2 separate regions of the Homo sapiens genome follow, and region 2 is linked to region 1. Evidence: read pairs that join two places in POLR2A ChIA-PET (ENCODE). Cell type or tissue: GM12878. All regions are shown on one strand. Links, peaks and the distances in the headings refer to the core of each region. The heading gives the core; the rest is flanking DNA.

Region 1 (6,500 bases), core at 905-5,904:
TCAAAATGGGAAGATTGTTCTGGCTTATCTGGATGGGCTCAATGCAACCACAAGGGTTCTGATAAGTTGGAGACAATTGTGTTAGCATCAGACAGGAAGATACAATTACAGAAGCAGAGGATCTGAGTTGAAGAGGGATTTGAAGAAACTGTTGTTGGCTTTGAAGGTGGAGAAAGGAGTCAGGAGCCCAAAATGCAGTTGGCCTCTAAACACTGGAAAAGCTAAGGAGACAGATTCTTACCCCACTATATTCCCCTAAGGCGTAGGCCTTGATAAGACCTTGATTTTGGCACAAATGAAGCCCAATTAGGACTTCTTTTTTTCTTTCCTTTTTTTTTTTTTTTTTTTAACATTTATATTGTTTTTCCTCAGGTTGAACCATTTAGCACTTCTGACATTGAGAAATATAAGATAATAAATTTGTGTTGTTTTAAGCCACTAAGATTTTGTAATTTGTTACAGCAGCAATAGGAAATCAATGCATCATATAATAGAAATACATAAAGCAGAATGTGGCTATGGAGAAGGGAATACTTGACTGATTTCAAAGAACTCAGAAAGACTGTATTTTGCATGTGTGGAATGAACAAACTTCAGAAATTTCAAAGTAAAAAAATTGAAAACATTAAATCTTGGAGGCATTGGCATCATTAGGGGGACAAAATAGTGTAAATGCAATTCCAGTTGAGGAAATGTTTATAAAGGATGGAGGAGGAGAGAATTTCCTTTTTGCCCTCTGAAGTTTTGCAAAAAAAAAAAAAAGAAAAAAAAAGGCAGATTAATTGGTTCTATAAAAGACATATAGATTTATTTTTGATCACAGTTTTATGTAATACAGGAGCCTTCAGAATGAAGACCCAATCTCCCAGTCGGGTGTAGAAGCTTATAGAGCATCTTGATGTTACAGGAAGAATGGAGGCTCAGAGCATGGCCAAAAACAGGGTTATGTCAGTAAATTAGGATTTAGTGACAACATAGGTTACAGGAGGGAGAGGAGAGGAAATTTGACTAGCAAAGGTGGTCTTGTTATGGTAAATGAAACCTCAGAGGGAGTAGATGGCAAATGTCTCCTTTAGATCTTTAAAGGTGTCAGATTCCTAGTTGTTCTTTCCTAGATCCAGACAAGGAAAGGCCTCACTACTTTAATGTAGATTCTTTACAAATACAAATTATCCCCAAAAGACAGCTTTCAAGGACCATTTCTTGTGCTGGCCCTCTGACAGCCAACTCAAAATATGTCAAATAAATATATTTTAGGGTAAAATGTTTTGATTTTTTTTCACTGGGCACTTTGGAGGTATCGTAGGTTGATTGCAGAGGCATAGAATGCATGCAAATAGGCAGGAAAAGTAGACAGGGGCCAACTTAAGAGAGATTTGAATAATGTGTTAAATATTTTGCTTTTAATTTATCTGGAAGAGAACACAATAGAAAGATTTCAAATATTAGGACAACAGGGTCATAGTTGTGCTATAATTATGGACCCTGGAAGCCATCTGGACAATGGCTGAAATAGATTAAATAATGTCGGAGCTTTCCAGGTGAAAAATGTATAGGATTAAGACACTCTTGGTGAAGATTCAGAGAAGCAGGTTTAATTTGCACTTTCAGACACTAAAAACTAAAAAGATCATGAGATGTCTTTCCCGACATGTGAGAAACAAAGTGACCCATTCTCAACTATAAGGTACAAAACATTTTTACGATGAATTTTAAATTTCTTCCTTGGTGTTCTGATTGCAAAGTTCTAGATACATTGATCAATCCCGAACTTTATTCAGTGTGTGTGAGTGTGTGTGTGTGTGTGTGTGTAAGAGACAGCATGCTTATATATGCACACACATTTATTTTTATCTGTTGCTTTAACATATTTAGTCTATTTGTTGGATTAGAGAAAATAAAAGTGTAACCAAATCATGAGCCAGTGGCTTGCAGTATGCAGGATTCAATTGCTACAGTAGTTAGCTAGTCAGACAGGAACGGGGCAGAAGAGAACCCTTACCCACAACCAGGAATGTCAGCTGACCATCAGGTGATGGTTAGGCACTTGTTAACTATCTCTCTAAAAGAATAATTGGGCACAGCTGGCACCAGGGAAGGGCCGTCTCCCAATAGATAAGAAAAACCTGAAGCTGGTGGTCATTAGCTTCCTATTAAGATCTCAGGAGCTGGGTGAGTGGGCTCACACATATGCACTGAGAGGCAAAATTATGGTGTTTCACTGGTATATGACCTCCTAAGATGTTGGGCTGCTAATGGAAGAATGCCTCAAGTGAGCATGCGTACAACTCCTGTAAACACACTGCACATGCTCCCCTCCAAAGTACTAGCAGGCCACTGTGCATGCGGACAGCACACCCCAAGGGAAGAATCAGGGGAAAAGGAATACAAGACCCTGGTAGTATGCCAACGTACAAAACCCCAAGTCAAATGGTCAAACCACACATTTAATCTCTCAAGTCTCCTGCTTGGCCCTCTTCCAAAGTGTACTTTACTCTCTTTTTCATTTCTGCTCTGAAGCTTTTTAATAAACTTTCATTCCTGCTCTAAAACTTGCCTCAGTCTCTTCTTCTGCCTTATGCCCCGCAGTCACATTCCTTCTGAGGGGGCAAGAATTGAGGTTGCTGCAGACCTGTACGGATTTGCCCCCAATCACACAATGAACATGAGTGAGGTCTGGTATACAGAAAGTAATTTATTTCCAAAGCTAGCTAAGGTGAAGACACACAAGTGTCTCACCTTTAAATATACCACTTCACCTTTAGAGCCGAAAGTGGGCATTTTTGAAAGACAGGAGAGCAAGTGACCAAGGGGTCAGGGGGTCACTTGTTAGCTCTGGTGTCTAATCTACTGAACATAGAGCTGGTGACTGCTGGTGCCTTTGATGGCAGGACTAAGCTGAAAACTCCCCACATGTGAAGGAGTTTCATAGAAACTGGCTTTTATTTCCGGCAACAACTCTCGGTGGGTGAAAGTCCCAAGGCAACCCCCTGGAGGGTGAGAGTTCCATGTTTTAGTCTGCAAACTGACTGTTAACTCTCAAAGAGAGATCTGTCTTGGAGCACGTAGATGAAATTGCCCCATAGGCAGTGTTTGGTGAAGGGGAAGCAAAAGGTTATCTTTACATTTCTAAAGGGCTAAGTAGGAAGTAGGGAATGAGAAAATAAGAGAAAGAGAAAAAAAAATGTCTTAGAAAAATGGGAGTATTCAGTTATAAAAGGAAATATTAGGAAGATAGAATGGACAGAATTGGTAAGATAGATTTCAAATGTGAGAAAGTAAAATACAGGACACAGATATTTTGATTTTCTTTTGTTTTTCTATTTTTGGAGCTCAGAAGACAATATCCTAAAATGAAGGCAGCAGCAGCAGCAGCAGCCTGGGAAACAAAAGTTCTTCTCTGATCTTCCCCTGCCTTCCGTTCTCCAACCCCTCCCTGACTGCCCCCCAATCCCTGACACAGAAACTAAAATCCCTCTTCCCCAAGCGAGAACATAGAAACCCTTTTTCCTAAAAGCCAGCCATAAAACCTAAAAATATTCTATGTAAAAACTGGCCATAACAGGAGCTCAAGGGAAGCCTGGGCAACATAGCCAGACCCCATCTCTACAAAATAAAAATTAAAAATTAGCCAAGCTCTGCATGCCTGTAGCCCTGCTACTTGGGAGGAAAAGGTGGCAGAATCTCTTATGATCAAGAGTTTGAGGCCACAAAGAGCCATGATTGTGCTTCTGCATTCCAGCCTGGGCGAGAGAGCAAGACCCTGTCTCTGAAACAAAAATTAAAGAAAACTGGTCATAAAGAAATTATCTGACCTACTTTGTTTGATTATAGGTCGTTTAGACCCCTATTCCAGAGAGGAACCTGCCCTATACTCAGAAGGAAGAATGGATGCCTAGAGAGGACAAGAAGAATCTAGACATACTAGATGTGCTGGGTTTCTCCACTCAGTCTATTAGCATTAGCTCATACTCTTCTTGTCCAATAATATTTCTACAGAGCTGTATTAGTCTGTTCTCACACTGCTAATAGAAAACATGTACATTAACATATTATAGATTACCTGTAGCCATGGGATTTACGATTTCCTTTCCAGAGAGTTATAGGACTATCTTACATAGTCTTTTTATTGAAATAATGTAAGCTTTTGATTTAGTTAGAAAATTCTAATTCTATATTGTTTATAAACTAGTAAAATAGTAATCAAAACATTCTCAAAATCAATTGTTATGAAAAGAAAAGATACATATTTGAAGTTTGTTCTTTGTAAAATTATTTCTTGAATTTTTTATGTGAAAGGTGCTAATTATTATAAATTATAAAAAAGAATTAAAAAACACTATATATATAAATATCAAATGCATGTAATATGCATATACATATATATACATGTGTTTGCTTTATTAAACAAATGTGATATTATACTATGACAGATTTACATATTTGTATATCTGTTAGAAAAACACTGGGAAAACATATGGCAAATTTAAATAAAAATTACCTATAGATAACAGAAATTTTAGTACTTCATTTTTTAAAAAATTCTGAAATTAACATGAATTACTTCTGAAATCAGAAAAATGACATTAGAAATTATACAAAAATATGTAACATGTATTTGCCCTTAAAAGAGTTTGTGAGCCCTTTCTATACTGTCATTGAAGCAGCCAATCAGATAAGTTAGGTTTTATACTAGATCTACTTTGTGTTTAAGAGGTGTTTTGACTAAAAATCCAATATGCAGAACCATGATTTGATGTTTCTATCACCATATGATGGACTATGTTTAAACAATGCAAATTATAGATTCAATTCACTGACAGCACTGATTTTTTGACCTGAAATACTTATGCCAAGAAAACATAAGTAGGAATCAAAATAAAAATTTTTTTAAAAAAAGAAATTGGGGTTTGTGGTAACAGAATGGTCTTATTTTTCTTGCATCAGTTATACAACCATCTTTATTTGCCATTTTGTAGATACTTGAAAATTGTATTTATCACAGGGCATTTTCACATTTTTAAAAAATATTTTCTGTTCCTTGTGGCCCATCCATGTGTTAAGGCTTTGACAATCCCTGGGGAGGATCCTGAGGCCTTTGTGGCTACATGAACCATAACCTACACCTTTTATCATATACAAAAATAAATCAAATAGATCATAGACCTAAATGTAAAGTCTAAGGCCATAAAACATCTAAAAAGCTTGCCACAAAGATTTCTTAGCTGTAATATAAAAAGCAAGAAACATAAAAGAGAGAAAAATGATAAATTGGACTTCACTGAAATTAAAACTAGATTTTTGAAAGGAAATATTAAGAAAATGAAGAGACAAACCACAGAATGGAGAAATGTTTGCAAAGCACCTGATAAAGGATTGATGGCACCAGACTACATAAAGAACCATTATATCTCAATAAGAAGAAGATACACAACACAATATAGAAAAGAGTAACTGATGTGAACAGATCCCTCAGATAAATGCACACAAAACGTAAATAACTACAAAAAATTGTTCATCATTACATCATTAGGGAAGTGAAAATTAAAATCATAACGAGATACCAATACATACCTATTGAATGGCTAAAATAACAATATTAATAATAATAATACCTGAAAATATCAAGTGATGACAAGGATGTGGAGCAACTAAAACTCATATACATTATTTGTAGAAATAAAAATATCATATAGCCCCTTTGGAAAACAGCTAGATAGCTTCCTATAAAGGAAAGTACATGTTTACCATATGAATCAACAATTCAGTGCCTAGGTATTTACCCGAAAGAAATGAAAGCATCTGCAATAAATTCTCCATGCAAATATGCATAGTAGCTTTATTTATAATTGCACAAATTGAAAGCAACCCAATTATCTCTCAACTAATGAATATATAAACATATGGTGTCATAGTCATAATATGGCATATAACTCAAAGTGGCAATAAAAGACTGAATGACTGTTAATGCAATGACATTATGGCTATCAAATGCAGTATAATAAGTGTAACAAGGCCCAGATCAGAAAGCAACATACTCTATAATTATATGACTTCAAAGGGGCCTTTTGAGGGTGATGAGAATGTTCTACATCTTGATTGTAGTGGTGGTTATACTATTTTGAATATTTGTCCAAATTAATAAAAGTGAACACACAAAAAGATTAAATTTTACTCCATACGAATTATACCTCAATAAACCTAATTTTAAAATACAGACTCCCAGAAAATAGATATATCACTAACTATACATGTGGTGATGATATAAATATTCAGTTTTGTTCTGTGGCTCAGTCCCACAATTTATTCTTCAATGAAATTTAGGGTTTTTCTTTAATGTTTTCATTTTTATGTTTCTTAGAAATCAGTCCTTACTTTTTTTCCTGCCACTACACCCTAATCGACTTAATAATAGCAACTTTCTTCAAGGGTCCTTTCTTGAGGAAATTAACTTCTTGGTGACTTAATTTCTTGGTGACCTCATGGATATGCTGAATTGG
Region 2 (5,000 bases), core at 1-5,000, 69 kb after region 1:
AGTTTGAGATTAGCCTGGCCAACATGGTGAAAACCCGTCTCTACTAAAAATACCAAAAAAAAGGCCGGGCGCGGTGGCTCAAGTCTGTAATCCCAGCACTTTGGGAGGCCGAGGCGAGCGGATCATGAGGTCAGGAGATCAAGACCATTCTGGCTAACACAGTGAAACCCCATCTCCACTAAAAATACAAAAAATTAGCCAGGTGTGGTGGCGGCACCTGTAGTCCCAGCTACTCGGGGGGGCTGAGGCAGGAGAATGGCGTTGAGCCCAAGAGGTGGAGCTTGCAGTGAGCCGAGATCACGCCACTGCAGTCCAGCCTGGGCGACAGAGAGAGACTTCATCTTATTAAAAAAAAAAAAAATTGTATATATATACCAAAAAAAAAAAAAAAAATTAGCTGGCCATGGTGGTGGGTGCCTGCAATCCTAGCTACTTGGGAGACTGAGGCTGGAGAATTGCTTGAACTGGGAAGGCAACCGTTGCAGTGAGTTAAGATCGCGCCACTACACTCCAGCCTGGGTGACAGAGCGAGACTCTATCAAAATAAAACCAAAAACAAACCAACAAAAACTATAAAATATGTTAAAAGCTGACTAAGAAAAAGACATACAACCTCCAGAAAAACAATGTGTAGATTGATAGCTAAGTTCTCAACAGAAAATATGAAGCCAGAAGATGATGGGTGGATATCTTCAAAGAGTTGAAAGAAAATAATAACAACATTGCATTCTATTTTCTTTGAAATTATATTTCAATTGTAAAAGTAAAATAGATATATTCAGACAAAAACTAAGAGATTTTTGTTAACTATCTGTTGTAAATGATACATTAAGAAAAATATCTACAATAAAGTTCAGAGATACAAAAATTTGTGGAATTGAAATGTAAAAACCAGTGGAATTAAAATTAGAAAGTGTAAATGAATCATAACTATAAAATGCAAATTCTTTTTATACATAATAAAATGTATGGCAATCATAGAATACACAGGAAGGTAAATAGAAATATGTTCTAAGGACACTGAATTGTCTGGGAATTTAGTAAAGTGCTGATCATTATTTCAGTAATTATGCTGTAATGAAGTAGATAGACATTAAAAGTCTCAAGTTTTAGTTTAATGGAATCATTGTGTGTCCCCTGGTAGAAATATATATTTTTTTAAAGTACAGTCTCTAAAGCGGCAGAGCCTAAAGTCACAGAAACAGAAGCAAAAATGTTTTTAACGGATCACCAGGGATAAAAATGAAAGGATCTATTTATTTACACATCTTCATGAGATTCATAAATATGAAAGAATAGCACCATAAATTGAACTCTGATTTAGTGCATACAGTAGTACATCCTGCGGACATTGTTCAAGCCCTGCAAAGTGTTACCACCTACTTGGCCCTGTATCTGGGTCTTCAGAAACAATTTCACTTTTCCATTCAGACAGTTGCTTCTAGTTCATGGGGAACATAGTGAAATCAATGAAAACCATGAGCATAAATCTATGGCCACACTTCATTTGCTGTAAAGTGAGGTCCCTGGTCGTAAGTGATGCTTCTGGGAAAAATGATAAGATATTCTGTATGTCCAAGGATGTCATAAATACCGAAAAGGCAAATCTACATCCAGAATATATGTCTAGTACAGTAAAATCAGAGAGCTGCCACTTCCATAATAGAAGTAGTCCAACTTAATCCACCAATGGGTAGATGGCTAATAACCCTGGGGAATAGTGCAGTTTGGGGGATGCAGTGTTGGTCTTTGCTCTTGGAAGACTGGACACACAAAAATAGCTGCAACTAGATGGGTGTTGACAAGTGGAAGTCCTCATTCCTGAGAATATACATAATCTCATCCCTGCTAATATGGCCACTTTGTCCATGAGATAATTGGAGAACAATAGCAGTGGCTGAGGAAGGAGACTGATTTATTTTTCCAGGATAAATCATCATGAATATTAAAATTCTCCTGTACCGAGATCCATCTGTCAAAACTCTATACAAATTATTTGGTTTCTTGGGAGTACCTTTGTTCTTCTAATGCACACCCTGGCTAAATTTCTTGATTTTCCTTAAAGTTTCCTTCCTTAGAAACTGATATCTCCTTGCAGTTACCTTACTGTCTCCCTTTTCTGTGAGGTCACTGTTGAAATGTGGATTGTTGTAAAGCCAGGGACACATTCGTTTCTTAGTAGATTATAATTAGATCTGCAGATGAAGGCCATGGGTTTGAGGGTAAAATCACTGTCTCCCTGGGAATTTAATTACCAAACACATGATAAGTTCTACTTTGCCTGCCTTACAGTAGTTTTAAGTACTATTTTTCATCGTCAGTATCTAACTAGGAAGCGTCCTCTTTGATCAGATGATTACCTTTTTTAAGAGAAGAAATGCTTGCAAAATACTACATTGCTAGTTGAATATTCCTAACGTTTTTGTCCCATAGGAAAGAATGAATTAAACAGGCCAAACAGATCAACTTTAAATTGAAAAAAAAAACACAAAAACAAACAAACAAAAAAAAACCTTATTGTTGCCAGGAAAGTAGATGCATAAATGCCACTCTGGTATCCTGGCCATCTTAAAGGGCAATTCTTCTTGATATGGAGGTAGTAAGTATAACATATTCAAATTATCTAAACGATAGGAATCATAATATTTTATGCTTTTTCTAGCAGAATTATTGGTAAAACAAGAATACTTCTAAACATACCTTCATTCCACGTGTTAGAAAGCAATATTGGGGGCCAGGCACGGTGGCTCACACCTGTAATCCCAGCACTTTGGAAGGCTGAGGCGGGTGGATCACCTGAGGTCAGGAATTGAAGACCAGCCTGGCCAACGTTGTGAAACCCCATCTCTACTAAAAATACAAAAAAAATTACCCGGGTGTGGTGGCAGGCACCTGTAATCCCAGCTACTAGGGAGATTGAGGCAGGAGAATTGCTTGAGCGAAAGAGGCGGAGGTTGCAACGAGCTAAGATGGTCCCACTGCACTCTAGCCTTGGCAACAGAGCGAGACTCCATCTCAAAAAAAAAAAAAAAAAAAAAAAAAAAGAAAGAAAAAAAGCAGTATGGGGATAGTTCTCCCACATGTCCTCCTCTAAGCTCACTCTTAAATTAAGGTCCATTCACTTCTTCCCTCATTCAAGGAATTCCCCACGAGATCTATCCACAAGTATCAATTTTCTTAATATTTTTTGATTAAGTTGTTGGAGAAGCCATGCTATTGCATTTCAAATGAAGCTTCCTTTACACTTTGATGTTCAAAATCATTGTGTACAAAAACTAAAACCTATTAGACAATATTTATTGGTACTCCCTATCCTTCTTTACTCCACAAAAGGTATGCCAGGGATTTAATAAGTAATTGGTATAGGATACATTGAGCTTAGAGAGCTGATGTGCAGTTGAAATTAAGAAAGTTTTATACTATGAATTTGTTCATATGTGTTTACACTTAAGTTCACGTAGAGCAACAATTTCAAGAGAGGTAAATCAATAGCAAAGCAGTTAACATCAGGTTCCTTAGGATTTTGAAACAAAGATTTTAGCCATCAGAGGCCAGAGTAGATAAATTTAGCAAGATCACATTAGTATAATTATTATAAAAGAAAATTTTACTTTTTCCATATGGTTAAGATTATTGGAAGGAGTTAATAAAATACATAGCATGTTTGTAATTAAGACACAAACTCTAATTAACTTAGATCCTGAATGGCTTTTGCTAAGTCTGTCTCCACAGGCTCTCAAAGAAACCTGATAACTCTGGAGTTAAATTCCCTAATAAATTATAAAAGTAATTAAGGACAAGAAAATACAGAATATTTATAAGTGACCAAATCTGCGCAGCTGGAAGAGCTAACACCAGGTCTCATAAAACATCATGTGTATCCGGCAGGGTTAGAGTTGTCAACTTTATATGGTAAAATTGAGTGGAGACGAGCAGCTTTCATAGGAAAATAGCAACCATGGTAGGCATATCTTACTTATTTTGGAAAACAAGGGAAAATTGGTATGTTTCCTGAAATATTTATTGATGATTGTGTTTCAAGCATGATAGAAGAAGACAGTTATGACAGAAAGACTAAGGACATATGGTATTTTACTTAAAGGAGCTCAGAATCTGTACAGGTAACTTCATTAATAAGTACTGTTATAAAAGGATACACAGAGAATTATTTAAGCCCAGAGAAATAGGATGTTACCCCGCCCGAAGGAAGGTTATCAGAGAACGCTTCCTGGAAGAAATGACACGTGAACTTATTCTTGAAATATGAGTAGAAGGTCTTAAAGTGAAAAAGCAGAAGACAGGAAGACAGTATCTCAAGCAGGTTTTTCAGAGTAAGCACAGATAGAATGGAGTAAAATGGCTTGGGGCGTGCAGTTTTTCAGTACACCGATTAAAATAATGAAGCCAAGAAGTGCCATGAAGAAAGGCCAGAGATGTGGGCAGGGGTCATTTTATAGAAGACATTTTATTCTAAACAAAGAAACTTGAAGCCTTTTAACAAATGAGCTCCTCGTCAGAGTTCCTTGTTTGAATGCTCACTTTGCCAATAGATCAGGACAGAGGGAAGAAAAGTTGGTTAGGGTGATAAGTAAGAGTCTGATATAGTCAGGGAGAATACAGAGAGAAGGCATGTAGATTCAATAAATATTTAGAAATTAGCATCATTAGACATTGATTTGGATGTGGGAAATGAGAGGGTAAAAATAAGAAGTCAAGGATATTTTCCAGGAGGAGAAACAGACATTTAGAGGTAGAAGAAAGGGTTTCTCACTTTACCCACTAGACTTAAAGAAGCATTACTGAGCTAAGTTTGCAAGCTACCTTGGGAAGTCTAGCCCTGTTCTGAGAAAGTACAAGAAATAATTCTGGCTTTTGAAGACTAGAGTATATAGCTAGAAGAAGGTTTTCTTGAAACTAGGCTGTTTGGGGCCAAGTAAACTAATTTTTTTAAACTGAAAATAAGTGATTCTGGAAGTTGACATTCTATCTTGTTTTTGACA

Evidence for each region. ChIA-PET counts read pairs that join two places held together with the same protein. Peaks named below come from ENCODE experiments on the same cell type or tissue, not always from the same donor. Only the 100,000 strongest peaks of a DNase experiment are listed, where the experiment ranks them.
Region 2: POLR2A ChIA-PET joins it to region 1 with 9 read pairs; 2 of 35 experiments call an interaction of 5 or more read pairs at or near these places.

The regions. Positions count from the first base shown.
Region 1 is chr9:22,910,796-22,917,295 of GRCh38, forward strand. It overlaps LOC105375990 (a long non-coding RNA gene), which reads right to left. Exons shown (of 2, transcript XR_929515.2): 2 at 6,290-6,500. Among named protein-coding and RNA genes, the nearest start is that of LINC01239, 270 kb to the left of the region's middle. In GM12878, for the core only: no CTCF peak of the experiment used is centred there; DNase peaks (open chromatin) are centred at 2,426 and 2,936.
Region 2 is chr9:22,980,409-22,985,408 of GRCh38, forward strand. No RefSeq gene overlaps it. Among named protein-coding and RNA genes, the nearest start is that of LINC01239, 340 kb to the left of the region's middle. In GM12878, for the core only: no CTCF peak of the experiment used is centred there; no DNase peak of the experiment used is centred there.